Linked DNA regions of Homo sapiens: region 2 is linked to region 1. A link is an interaction called in ENCODE POLR2A ChIA-PET data of the cell type or tissue named here. Cell type or tissue: PC-9. All regions are shown on one strand. Each heading gives the region's core, and the rest is flanking DNA. Links, peaks and the distances in the headings are about the cores only. Region 1 holds the start of NHSL3 (NHS like 3). Region 2 overlaps S100PBP (S100P binding protein).

Region 1 (4,389 bases), core at 86-4,085:
AGAGTCAGATTGGGTGATTCTGGCCACCCCACTGGTATGGACATCACAAGGCCCTTCTGGGGACTGACGGAGGAGGTTCAAGGGTGCTGAACCCACAGCTGGTCCCCAGCGCAATTTCTAGTCCTTAGGGTTTGAAGCCTTGGACCAGCCTGAGACAAAACCCAGATGACCATCTTGGCTCCTCTCCCGCTGACCACCTCTGTCCCCTTCTGGCCTCCATTTCCGTTGTCGTGGGATCAGATGATATAAAAGGGCTTGGTCAGCTGTAATAGACCCAGAGGCCTGTAGGCAATGAGTACAGCAATTTCAGGATTCTTAATGTTTCCTTTCCTACCAGCCTCCCAGTCACACCTCTCACCTGCCCAGAGTTCAACCCTAATTAGTGTTGAGCATCTCAGTGGGAACTCCTGGTCCAGGCAGGAGTGCCCTGGGGCCTCAAATCCTAGTCCAAGGGTAAACGGAGGAAGGGCTATCCTCATCTTGCCACCAAAGGGTGAGGCAGGAACACAGTGGACCTGGGCCCCCGCTGCACACCGAAGATGGTTGGAGCCTGGAAGGTGTGGTAAAGAGCGAGGAGGCGACCCCAGTCAGCAGATGGGAGGGAAATGCCCACTGCGGGTCACAGGTCTTGGACGTGTCTGAAGCCTCTATTCCTGGCGCAAGCGCCCCAACACTGTCGGGGCTTGGAAGGAATTCTCCAAATTCCCTTATTCCAGGAAAAAATATTCCAGAATCCCCTGTCTATTCCCAGCCCAAACTTGGGATACCAAGTCTCCTGGGGTCCAACCCCAGCCTCTCGCTCCTCCTTTCCTGCGCCCTTCCCCTTTCCGTCCCCACCCCATACCACCCTCTTCCGAACAGATCTCCCGCGGTGCCCCCTGCGGGACGGAACCTCAGTGCCGCCCCCTCCCGGGCGGCCCCACGACCCGCCCTCTCGGGCCCCAGCGGGGGGCACGACCCCGGGCTCCCGGGACCCCCTCCTCTCGGGACTGGACCTCGCCCTCCGCCGGGACCGGGGGAGGCGGGGAGGGGCCGCAGGCAGCGGCGCTCCCGCCCTGCGGCCGCTCCCGCCCCGCTCCTTCCCTCCCCGCCGGCCTGCGCCCCGCCCGCCGCTCGGCCGGCCCCTCCCGCGCCGCTCCCGCCGTCCGCTCTCCGCGCCCGCTCGGCCTCCGCCGCCCAAACTTTTCTCCGGGCGCGCGTCCCCGGCGGCCGCCCCCGGCATGGGCACCGCGCCGCAGGGGGCCTGACCCGCCGCCCGCTCCGCCCCCGCCTGCCATGGCGGCCCGCGCGCCCCCCGCCGCACCTGCGGCCGAGGAGCCGGGGAACCCGGGCGGCCCCCCGCGCAGGAAGAAGTCCCGCTCCGGCGCGTCCGGCCTCCGCCGCGCCTTCAGCTGGCTGCGGGGCAAGCGGCGCAAGAAGAAGGCGGCGGGGGCCGAGGGCGCCGAACCGGCCGCCCCCCGGGCCAAGAAGGCGGAGGACAAGGCCAAGAGGGCCAAGGGCAAAGGCCGAGGTAAGGCGGTCGGCACCTGGGCTGAGCGCGGGGGGGCGTCGAGGGTGCGGCCGAGGGGGCTCTGCCGGGGGTCCGCGCGCGGCGTGTTGGAGGGGGGTGACCCCCAGGAGCTGGTGCTGGAAAGCGAAGAGGCCAGGGCTGAGTCCGAACACTTCCACCCTGCGCTGCCTTCCGCAGTTTCCAGACCCAGTCCTGCCCCGCTGTGAGGGGAGGGGACCCCCGGCTGGGGCAGGGATCCCCTGGCAGAGCAGGAAGTGCTGGTAGCCCGACTCCAGGGCGGTGAGGCGATTCCCCCTCCCCCAGGCTCACCGAGGTTCTGCCCTCTGCTGAGTCAGGGGGTCAGAGACTTAACGCTGGCCTGTGGCCAATGGGAGAGACAGGTGGCCTTGGGTCTCTGGTGGGGACCCTCTGGGTCTGGAAGGTCAACCGCACTCACAAAGAGTTTCAGCTCCAGCTGGATCTGGATTTCCAGCCCCACAAAGGACCTCACATGGAGCACAGTGTGCCCTGCCTTAGCTTCTTAACAGTGCTGGCTTTTCCCACCTGGCCTCCCTCAACGCTCACCTGGGCCAGGCCACAAACATCACCTCCTGGGGTAGTGAGCTCACCAAGGTGAACCAACCCGCCCCTCCCTATCACTCCTTCTTCCAGCCCTGGAGAAACATGCCAGTGTCGGAAGTGTGCTTACAGATGGGGGAAACTGAGGCCCAAGCTCAGTGGAGAGGCTGTACCTGGGCTGGGGTGGGTACTTAAAATTCAACAGCTAATTCTCAGTCTTTCTGAATTTGAGTCCCTGGGCTCCTCCTCTGGCCTGGACGGGCAGCCTGAAAGGCGGGGAAGCCGACCTGGCCCATCCCTGCTGGGGTCATTTTCAGTTCCTTTCTTGGGCCTTCCCTCATTTTCCAGTTTCTGTCTTCCTTTTGATGGGGAGGGCTTGAGTCTTTGCAAGAGGGTGGAGCTCCCTTGGGGCTTGCTGTCCTGGGAAGTCCACCTTTCCTAGACTGCTGCTGCAGTGCTGGAGGTGAGGAAATGGCTGGGTGTGCGGGCCCATCCCATTCTGCCTGTGTTTACCCTCCCAGTGTCCTTTAACCACCTCTTCTGGGAGAGTTAGAAGGAACACTTTAGGGGTCAGGAAGAGGGTGGAAAGCCTCATGTGTGATTGTATCCGGCTTGATCTTCCTTTTGGATAAGGGCCCTGCTTCCCTGCGGCACAGCCACACATAGAAGTGAGGGTGCTGGGGCTGGGGTGACTGGGCCAAACCCTGAGGGAGGACTGGATTTGGGTGAGGGGTGTTTCCAAAGCCTCTGCAGTCCTAACAGGACATGGAGTCTGTCCCAGGGCTGCCCCACTGGGATTCAGTCTGAAGTCATCCCCGTCTCATTCAAGAGGGCATTGCAGCAGGATGTATTGTGGTCAGACTGTCAGGATTGGCAGGCAGAAGGCTAGTGGACTAGCAGTGTATACTCCAGGGCAATGGACCTTTTTCCTCTGGGAGACCAGCCTGGAAGGCAGGGGGCTGGAAAAGCTGAGCCTGTAGGTCACTGCTCCAACAGCCTGGGTTTGGGTTCATTGGGTCAGTGGCCAGGCCTCCCTCTTGCCTTGTGTTTGGTATCAGGTGGCTCTGGGCTTTCTGGGCAGCATGTCGGCCTGATTTGAGCCCACGTGCATGGGTAACACCTCCTTGCCCCTGGCTGTTGTTTCTCCAGGTCTGGAGGTGGCCCTGGGTATGACTGGAGGAAGTCCTGTTCCCTTTTACTCCAGCCTCCTATTATTGCAACTGTTTCCTTGTCACCTGCCTGGCCCAACTTCTTTTCTGTTTATTAAGAGAAATAAATCTGATCCCACTAATCTCCACTGGCAACGCTGGCCAGGAACGGGAAGCCTGCAGAAGGCTTAACTCTTTCAGGGAGAATGTTCAGAATGGAGATTGGGAGAGGTGGGGAGGAGGGATACACAGGAGATTCCTGGGAGGTCAGGGATCTTTGCTGGGGAAGTCATTATCTCCTCCATTCCAATCTCTGGCTCAAAGACCTATGAGAGGCAGGTCTTGATTCCTCTAATCTGACTCTCCTACTTTAAGATGGAAAAACTGAGCTTGTCATGGAGTTTTGAGCACCAGTCTTCCATGATTCCCTTGCTGACCTCACTACCCTGCACAAACTTAGAAGAAGAGAGGAAGTCTGACATTTATTGATTAGTCTGAATATGTCAAGATCTTACTTGCAGATGAAAAAATTGAGGCTCAGGGACAGTGAGTGACTGATTTGACCAAACGGATTTAAACTCAAATCACCTGCCTCAAAAATCGGGACTGTTTTCATGACTCTCCCAAGGACATAGAGCAGCAGGTAAGGCTTGAAGATCTTCTTGTTCAACTCACTTTACAGATGGGAAATGGCCCAGAGAGAGAAGTGAGGGAACTTGATAGAGTGGGGAGAGTATCAGAATCAGGCCAATGAGAGTTTAAATCCTGGCCCAGCTACTAGCAAGCCCCATGATGTAGGATGAGCAACTTCTCAGTGGGCTCCCTGATTCCACCACTGTCTTGTGGGGAAGAAAGGGGGAATCCTCTGGCTGGACATTGCCTTGATGGGCTGTGACCTTTCTGTCTCACCAAGATTCTCACAAGAGAGCATATGAAAATTATATTAAAGGCTGGGCGTGGTGGCTCATGCCTGTAATCCTAGTATTTTGGGAGACCGAGGCGGGCAGATTGCCTGAGCTCAGGAGTTCGAGACCAGCCTGGGCAACACGGTGAAACCCCGTCTCTACTAAAATACAAAAAATTTGCCAGACAAGGTGGCGTGCACCTGTAGTCCCAGCTACCCGGAAGGCTGAGGCAAGAGAATTGCTTGAACTCGGGAGGCGGAGGTTGCAG
Region 2 (4,389 bases), core at 296-4,295, 82 kb after region 1:
TGTATACTTTTGTTCCCAGATCTATTGGAACATAAGAAGCTCAGAAAAGCCCATTTTTTTGCATCTGAATGTCATGTTGTGTAGGAATTGATTATTGCAATGGTTACGAAGGATATTGGTCCTATTAAGGTGGCTTAAAATATTTTTTCCAAGAGACCAAAAGCCCTCTTTGGTCTTTACTCTTGCACAGTTTGTTATAGATTGTACTGAATTTAGAAGGCCTGAGTTTGGATTCTAGCTCTGCCATTTGCTGACCAATCCTGTGCAAGTCTGTCACAGATGTAGTGGGAAAAACATTGCATTTGGAATTAGACCTGGGTTTCGATCCTTGTTCTAACATTATTAGCTATGTATACTCAGTTAAGTTACTTCATGCTTCTGAACTTTAGTTTCCCAAGAGGGAAAAATCTATTGAACTCTCCATTTGGCCAACCAAGGGCTTGAACTAGACCTTTTGTAAGGAGTTAGAATGGGGGGCAATGGCCCAGAAAGGGCATCTAAGAAATGTAGCTGCTTAACCCCAGTGCCTGTGATAACCTGTCTGACAACCATAAATTTTCTTAAGTCAAAGAATGTTTTCCATACTAAACTTTTTTTTCTAACTGCTTCCTAAAGAAATGAATAACTCAGTCACTAATGCAGAGAAATTACTTTTCATAGAGGCAGCTGCTTCAACACCTAGAACTCTCAACAATTGCTGGAATATAGTATTGGTAAAATAAAATAAGTTTTAGCAGCTCTAGGTTTAAATACAACAAAATGATTTCTTTGATAAGATTAATTTTACAGAATTGTGTTGAGAGGCTAAGTTAGAGTCGTAAAATGTGTCTCAGAGCACCTGGTTTATAATAGGTATTTAGTATTTCTTTTTCTCCCATTTCATTTCTAATATGAGTAAGTTTAACTAGGTCCCTTCTAATTCTAGAACTCTATAATCCCTCCCTTTGCTTCTCTTTCTCTAGTACTTTATTGTCCATACCATTTTATATTATCTCATGTTGGTGTTTAATTTTCAGTGTTGTTTCTCTAGCAAGATTATACATTAAGATTATACATTACGTATTATACATTATGAGGGCAGGAGCTATACCTTGATTTGTTGGAAATCATAAAGAGACATATGCAGCTTGTGGTGTGTGATGATTGTAGCTCAAAAAATATCTTCTAAAAGAATGCATGAACTAGGCTGGGTGCAGTGGCTCACGCCTATAATCCCAGCACTTTGGGAGGCCGAGGCAGGCGGATCACAAGGTCAGGAGATGGAGACCATCCTGGCTAACACAGTGAAACCCCATCTCTACTAAAAATACAACAAATTAGCCGGGCGTGGTGGCGGTCACCTGTAGTCCCAGCTACTCGGGAGGCTGAGGCAGGAGAATGGCGTGAACCTGGGAGGCGGAGCTTGCAGTGAGCCAAGATCGCAAGATCGTGCCACTGCACTCTAGCCTGGGCAACAGAGTGAGACTCCGTCTCAAAAAAAAAAAAAAAAGGAATGCATGAACTAAAGTTAAAGCTCAGGGTGTGGTATGGAGGGTCATGGAGTAGGGGAAATTTTATAGTTAACAAGGCTACAAGTACTTTTCCAAATTTTTGAGTTCAGTATTTAAGCATTTCTTATACTTCTCAGATATGTGAAATACTAGCATTTTATCACCTTTCCCATCTGGAAAATAATTATAGATTAGGTCTGTCATTAGCTGTTTAAAAACTAGGTTTTAATTATACAACTAACTAAATATTCAAGTAGAAAAGTAAAATGATACAAAGTCCAACCTTGACCTACCTTTATGGTCCCTGCGAGTTATAATAGTCATCAATTTTTGTTTGTATCTTTTTTTTTTTTCTTTTGAGACAGGGTCTTGCTCTGTCACCCTGGCTGGAGTGCAGCGATATGATGACTGCTCTCTGCAGCCTTGACCTCCCATCCTCAAGTGATCCTCTCACCTCAGCCCCATGAGTAGCTGGAACTATAGGCGTGTGCCACCATGCGCCGCTGATTTTTCTGTTTTTTTGTAGAGACAGCATTTCACGTTGTGCCCAGGCTTGTGTTTGTATCTCTAATGACCTTTTTTTTTTTTTTGCATTTTTTCTATACATATATATATATATATATAAAGATTTGTGTGTGTGTGATCATGATTAATTTTTAGATTTTTGGTGGAACCTTAGACATTGCCTAGCACCCCTTTTCCATCCCTTTCCCATTTTGTAAATGAGGAAACAAGTCTAAATGGTCAAGTGGCATACCCAAGTTATTGGAGCTGGCTAGTGATACAACCAGGACTACACCCCAGGTCTTTGGACTCCCATGCCAGTATTCATCCTACTAAAGTAGATGATAGTCTTAAGAAAGTACAAATTGTTGGGAGGAACAAAACTAGTTTGCTTAGTTGCATAATTTTTTTTTCTTTGAAGATTTCTTTGGTGTGCTTGACTCAGAAAATCCAACTTTCTGGTATTACAAAAAAAATCAAGATTAAAATTAATACATCGAGCACCTTAAAGCATAATACAGTTGACTTTGTAATTAGCAGAGTTGAAAGTGATGAGAAGATCCTCTAATTTTCTTTTTGCCTGCAGGAAGGTGGGAGTCAATCATTTTGACAAGTCTCCTGAAAGGAACAGCTAGCAGGAACTGAAACCTTTTTCCATTTGGTCTCGTGGCAAAGGCAGAGATTGCTCCAGCAGCTCCACACAGTATGGAAGACAGTTATTTACCTTCTTGTGTTCTCGAATTTTGTTTTATTTCAAAAGTAATACATTTTTGTTTTGTGTTAAAGTGTAAACTGAATATTCAGACATTTTACATAATATACATTTGTTTTGTTTGTATGTTGTAGATATCATTCCATGATAGTACATACAGATCTACTTCATTGTGTTTTTAAATAATTGAAAAGTACTCCATAGCACAAACATACCATGATTTACTGAACAGTTCTCTTGGTAATAGACATTTAGGTTGCCTCCAGGATTTGGCTACTTTGAACATCCATGTATATATATATGAAGTTCTAGAAGTGAAATTGCTGGGTCAAATGGTGTAGTCAAATTACTCTTCACAAAATATCGTACTGACTTAACGCTTTTACTGATAGTGTGTGAATGCTCGTTTCTCCACATCCTCACCAATCCAGATTATCATGGCATCTTAATTATCACCATTTTGATAGGCAAAAGTATCTCATTGTTCTAACGTGTATTTCCATGTTTCTGGTAAGGTTAAATATCTTAAAATTATTTCTTATGCTACAAGTCACAGTGCAAAGATTTTGAAATACTAGAACATTACCCACATATAGTGGACTGGAGTTGGTATAAGGTTATTTTCTCTTCCTCAGTGAAATTGTCTCTTATTTCTCCAGAAATGATGTGCTCACGGGTGCCCTCTGAACAGTCTTCTGGTACCTCTCTCTTGCCTAAAGACGGTGCCCCATTTTCTTGGGATTCCTTGGATGAGGATGGATTGGATGACTCCTTGCTGGAGCTGTCAGAGGGAGAAGAAGATGATGGTGATGTAAATTACACAGAGGAAGAGATTGATGCACTGTTGAAGGAAGATGACCCATCATATGAGCAGTCTTCTGGGGAAGATGATGGTGGGCATGTTGAGAAGGGAGAAAGAGGGAGTCAAATTCTACTTGATACTCCCCGAGAGAAAAATTCATCGTACAGCCTGGGACCAGTAGCTGAGACTCCTGACCTCTTCAAACTACCTCAGCTAAGTACATCAAGTGGTCATGGACCAGCTCATACTAAACCATTAAACAGACGCTCTGTACTAGAAAAGAATCTTATAAAAGTAACTGTTGCACCATTTAATCCAACAGTTTGTGATGCTCTGCTTGATAAGGACGAGACTGATTCGTCCAAAGATACTGAAAAACTCTCTTCCCTTGGAGAAGAGATGAGAGAAGATGGTCTTAGCCCAAATGAAAGCAAACTTTGTACTGAATCTGAAGGGATCAGCCCCAATAACTCTGCCTGGAATGGGCCCCAGCTCTCTTCTTCAAACAATAACTTTCAACAGACTGTCTCTGATAAAAATATGCCTGACAGTGAGAACCCTACGTCTGTATTCTCTCGGATCTCAGACCATTCAGAGACTCCTAATATGGAGTTATCCTGCAGAAATGGTGGTTCACACAAGTCAAGTTGTGAAATGAGATCTCTGGTTGTTTCCACCTCATCAAACAAAGTAAGTATATTTTATTCAAGGTGAAGAGAAAAATGAAATTATTTTTATTCAGATGTATAGCAGAGTTTCCATATACCTGCTATCTCCACACATACACAACTTCCCCTGCTGTGGGCATCCTACACCACAGTGGTACATTTGTTATAATCTGGCAGAGCTTTGTATTCAGACAAATTGGGGTTTGAATCCTG

What was found. ChIA-PET counts read pairs that join two places held together with the same protein. Peaks named below come from ENCODE experiments on the same cell type or tissue, not always from the same donor. Only the 100,000 strongest peaks of a DNase experiment are listed, where the experiment ranks them.
Region 2: POLR2A ChIA-PET joins it to region 1 with 7 read pairs; 6 of 35 experiments call an interaction of 5 or more read pairs at or near these places.

Annotation. Positions count from the first base shown.
Region 1 is chr1:32,740,680-32,745,068 of GRCh38, forward strand. NHSL3 (NHS like 3) reads left to right here and starts at 1,151. Exons shown (of 7, transcript NM_020888.3): 1 at 1,151-1,510. The coding sequence starts at 1,276. In PC-9, for the core only: a CTCF peak has its summit at 871 (motif pointing left); DNase peaks (open chromatin) are centred at 2,052, 2,442 and 3,212; H3K4me3 peaks cover 3,466 bases; H3K27ac peaks cover 3,354 bases.
Region 2 is chr1:32,822,733-32,827,121 of GRCh38, forward strand. It overlaps S100PBP (S100P binding protein), which reads left to right. Exons shown (of 7, transcript NM_022753.4): 2 at 2,581-2,697; 3 at 3,366-4,198. The coding sequence starts at 3,368. Among named protein-coding and RNA genes, the nearest start is that of S100PBP, 7.3 kb to the left of the region's middle. In PC-9, for the core only: no CTCF peak of the experiment used is centred there; no DNase peak of the experiment used is centred there.